Regions from separate parts of the Homo sapiens genome. Here region 1 is linked to region 2. The links are chromatin loops, found by intact Hi-C in ENCODE. Cell type or tissue: natural killer cell. All regions are shown on one strand.

Evidence for each region. A loop is a pair of places that touch in the nucleus more often than their neighbours do. Peaks named below come from ENCODE experiments on the same cell type or tissue, not always from the same donor. Only the 100,000 strongest peaks of a DNase experiment are listed, where the experiment ranks them.
Region 1: it touches region 2 in a loop (6-fold over the local background); 1 of 110 quality-filtered maps calls a loop at or near these places.

What each region holds. Positions count from the first base shown.
Region 1 is chr6:5,865,731-5,868,230 of GRCh38, reverse strand. The region is part of intron 1 of LOC124901251 (a long non-coding RNA gene); the gene reads right to left. Among named protein-coding and RNA genes, the nearest start is that of NRN1, 140 kb to the left of the region's middle. In natural killer cell, no CTCF peak of the experiment used is centred here; DNase peaks (open chromatin) are centred at 1,390 and 1,530; H3K4me3 peaks cover 584 bases; H3K27ac peaks cover 1,894 bases.
Region 2 is chr6:5,516,679-5,519,178 of GRCh38, reverse strand. All of the region lies in intron 4 of FARS2 (phenylalanyl-tRNA synthetase 2, mitochondrial), which reads right to left. Among named protein-coding and RNA genes, the nearest start is that of FARS2-AS1, 60 kb to the right of the region's middle. In natural killer cell, no CTCF peak of the experiment used is centred here; a DNase peak (open chromatin) is centred at 1,228; H3K27ac peaks cover 1,666 bases.

The DNA of each region.
Region 1 (2,500 bases), 350 kb before region 2:
CCATCACCTCCAAAAGCTTCCTTGTGTCCCTTGGTATTTTTATGTGTGGTAAGAGCATTTAACATGAGATCTACCCACTTAAGAAATTTTTAAGTGCAAATAATACATTATTATTGACTATAAGCATTATGCAACAACATATCTCTATAACTAATTCATCTTACATAACTAAAACTTTATTTCCAATTCCCCATTTCCTTCTCCCCCCAGCTCCTAGGAACTGTATTCTCTGCTTCTGCTAGTTTGACTGTTTTAGGTACCTCATGTCAGTGGAATCATGCCGTATTTGTCCTTTTGTGACTGGCTTTTTCACTAACAACATGTCCTCAAAAGCCATTCATGGTGTCACATATTTTAGAATTTCCTTTTTTTAAAAAACTGGATAATATTCCATTGTACATATATACCACATTCTCTTTATCCATTCATCTATCAACGAACACTTAGGTTGTTTCCATGTCTTGGCTATTGTGACTGGTATTTCAATGAACATGGGATGCAGATATCTTTTTGAGATCCTGATCTCAATTTTGGGAGGTATATACCCAGAAGTGGGATTGCTAAATCATAAGGTAATTCTATGTATTTTTTTTGACGATACCATTTTCCACAGCAGCTACACCATTTTACATGCCCACTGACAGTGCAGAAGGGTTCCAGTTCCTCCACATCCTCGCAAGTGATTGTTCTTTGTATTCCCACACAGCCAGCATCTACTCATCTTCAGTGAGCTCCAGCTCATTGTTAGTAAGCAGCTTCACTTTTTGGAGCTGCATCTTAGCTTACATCTTTATAGTGCAGCTCTCTCCTGGAGGAGCCTAAGGCAAACCTTTCTTAGCTGCTCTTCCTGATTTGTATAATTTTCCATAATCCAACTGTTAAGGATTCATCCTAGGTTAAATGTAGTTGATTCTCTTAAAACAGGAATTTAAATCAAATTGAGTATTTTTTCACATATCCTACGTATAAGATAATTATAAACAGAAATGTGCTATGTCCTCAAGAGTCATTCGTGTTGTCACATATTGTAGAATTTCCTTCTTTAGATGTAAGTTTCCTTAGATGTATGCTAAGATGCAGGGTCAGAACAGACACATGTAAGAAAGCAGGCATCCTGATGGAATGATATGGTTGAAAGAGCTCATTCAAGAGCTCGCTGAGCACTTCCTACATGTTCAACATAGAGGTCATCTAAGAAAAACAGGACGTGGCTCCTGCCTGCAGTGGCACCTATCACAGTTAGGCAAACAACACCAGCTATTGCAGTGGAACAAAAGCAGATCGTATATGCTAAAGAGTGAAACTGAATACTCCCATAAACAGATGGGAAAAAATGTGGGCTGGATGACAGAAGTGCTGGGTGATTCACACATAACTGGTTGAACAAACATACCCAACAGGGCCTATTAATGAACAAATGTCAACAGATAGTGAGGTCTCTATTGGCTCTACCCTCACTGCAGACTTGTCCGACATTTTGATAAATGATTTGGATAAGAAGAGTAACAGTATAATTGATCGAGTCTGTGATATCATGAAACTGAAAGTGATAGTAAACACACTGAATAATAGAAGCAGAATCCTAGAAGCCTACAGTATTGGTCTGTTCTGCCAGCATGGTGAGTGGGGTGGTGTGTCCCAACAAAGTGAGGAGACACACTTCTGACCAGCACTGCACTGACCACACCTAAGGCGGCCCTTCTAGGGCAACTCACTCAAACGGAGAATTTTCAATTAGATCAGATTCTGGAAAGAGTGACCAGGAGAACATGCCTTGAGACCAGTGTAACTGAGGGGAGAATAGGCAATCTAGCATAGGGAAGATAGCCTATGGTCAGTTGTCATTTCCATATGTTTAAAAAAATAGACATGAAATAGGACTTCAGCTTATTTGATGTCATTTCACAAGGCTGAACCTCACAGATTTTGACTTTATAGCATAAGCCTTTCAAAGAGAAAGAAAAAGAGTATTGATTTAGTACCTATCCAGTGCCAGAAACTGTACTTGGCATTTTACATCCTCCTTCTAGCAATCAAATAAGATATAAATTATTATCCCATTTTACATACTATTCCATTTATCTATTGCTGAATAACAAACTTCTACAAAACTTAGTACCTTAAGACAACAATTGATTATTCTTATACCTCATCGTTTTGTGGGCTAGGAATGTGGACAGGATGGAGGAAGAATAACTTCTGTCTCTCCCATGGTGTCTGGAGCCTCCTCTGGAATGTCTTGGCTATTTAAGTAACCTTCTGTATTTCTCTGCCCAGCCTCTTCACCTGTGGGCTTCCTCACAACATGGCAGACTTAGGGTAGAAGTTCTTACTTAGTAACTCAGGGCTCCAGAAGAATGAGGCAGATGCTGTCACTCCTCTTAGGTCTAAGCCTGGAACCAGAGCAGCATCATTTCCTCTGTGCTCCAGTGGCTGGGGGTAGTCACAGGGCCAGCCCACATTCAAGATGAGGGAATAAAAACAACATCAAAATGGTTCG
Region 2 (2,500 bases):
GACAAACCACAGCTCATATACTCAGGGTTAGAGCCTGGTCACCATCCTTTCAGAGCTTTTGGGAAAATTTTCCAACCACAATTTTGCATTCTATCTAGAATTCTGTATGTTATACACCATATCAAGTATTATATCAATATTTTAGAGGTAAAATTTTACCACAAAATTATCACCTATTTTGTGCAAAATGGCTCCTTAAAACCTCAAGTATTACATCAGTTCACACTAATTTGAAAATCTTCTAAACATTCAACAAAATTGCAAGTGCTGCTACTGTAACCACTACAAAGCTTCTGTTTGCCTCAGAAATTCTTAGATTTCATAAGGAATTAGTTTTGCTGCTAATATTAACAAAAGCAGAAATCAATTTCATTAGGAATTATTAGTTACAAATGTTATATAATTATTTAAAATTATGAAGTAATTATGAAAAAAATGTATTTCTTGCATGATGCCAACACTCACATTACTAATAATAGAAACACTATACTTTCAACATTAATTATAATAAAAATTAGTGACCCTTGATGGAATCAATGATGGGTTTTTAAATATATGTGATCACTCACAGTCATATATATTCATATATTTTCCTCTGGTCCTTTCTTAAAAGTCAATGTTCTTCCAGCAACTATTTCTGCTTCCTATACTTCTCACTCTATATTCTCATAGAATTTCACTGTTTTAGCCACCACCTGATCACTTCCAGACATATTTCTCTAGCTCTGACATCCTTCCAAAACTTCATTCATCTACAGTAACTTCTTTTGAATATGCTACATCCAAGTTATATCAACATTTCCAAAATGGAACTCTCTCTTTATTCTTCCCAATACATAGTCTACTTCTCTGAAATTCAAAATCTCAGTTTTGTGACACAACTGCCCACCTGTCACCCAAAACAGGAATCCAAGAGTCACGTTTGACTACTTGCTCCAAACTCCAAATCCTGATCACCACAGTTATAGCCACTGCCCTTATGCAACCCCTCATATTTTCTCCCTGGATGCAGCAACAACAGCCTTCCAACCAGTACCCCAGCCTCTGCTGTGGAGCCTGGTGCACCATCACCCACACAGCCTAGAGCTAAGTAAAATGCAAACATGACCTCATGACTCTCATATTTAAAATTCACCAGTTTAAACACCTTATTCTGAATCTGCTTAGAGAACAGCACCCAAGACTTTCCATGCCCTAATTTCTGCCACTCTCTGAACCGTCAACTCCTACCACATCTTCCTGTATGAGTTATGTTCTAGCACAGCCCAGGCCAAGGCGGGGACTTACATTATATTTCTATTGGGCTGGACTATGCTAGAGTGTAACTTGAATAGGAAATTTTTTAAATGTTCTAGCTACATTTAAAAAGTGAAAAGAAACAGGCAAAGTTGATTTTATTAATATATTTCATTTTACCTAATATTATATATCTAAAATACTCATTTCACCATGTATTTAATTTGGAAAATTATGAGATATTTTACATTCCTTTTTTTGAACTAAGTCTTTGAAACCCAGTATGTGTGTATGTGTGTGTATATATATGTCTATACTTTTTTTTTTTTTGAGACTGAGTCTCACTCTTGTCTCCCAGGCTGGAGTGGAGTGGTGTGATCTTGGCTCCCTGCAACCTCCACCTCCCAGGTTCAAGCGATTCTCCTGCCTCAGCCTCCCGGTAGCTGGGATTACAAGCGTGTGCCACCACACAAGGCTAATTTTTGTATTTTTAGTAGAGACAGGGCTTCTCCATATTGGCCAGGCTGGTTTCAAACTCCTGAACTCAAGTGGATCTGCCTGCCTCGGCCTCCCAAAGTGCTGGAATTACAGGCAATGAGCCACCATGCCTTGACCTCAGTGTATATTTATACTTAAAGCACATATCTGTTGGAACAAGCCATATTTCAAGTGTTCACTAGCCACATGTGGCCAGTGGCTATGGACAACGTAGCTCTAGCACTAATAAAATGCTTGATGTTCTTCCTCATAGACTGTGCTTTTTTACACCTTTGTTCTTTTTTCCAAACTTACTCATATCATTCTTTGAAATTCAGCTCAGACAGCCCTTCCCATCTCCCAAACTGTGCGAAACGCAGACACTCTTCTTCCTTCCATGCTCATATTCCATACCACCACAGTACCTCCCAGGGCACAATGAATGCATCTATCTAAACTTTTGTCTCTCAGGCTAGAAGACTAGTTTCTCCAGAACAACATCCTACCAGATCTACTCATTTTTATACCCCAAGCATCTTGCAAAATGCTTATACATAGCAGTGGACAGATACGTCTTCACTGAATTCACAAGATTCAGAGTAGCATGCACACCACTGAAGCTGGAATTGAAAACTTAAATTGGGGGGGTTCCTGAGTAAACATATTATATCCTTGGTTAATTAAAAAATGCAAAGTTATATTGCAAAGATACACAGCTCTTTTATAGGTTCTCTTTCAATATAGAGCCTCCTTATAACATGATACCTATGGTCAGAGCTTGAGTTGA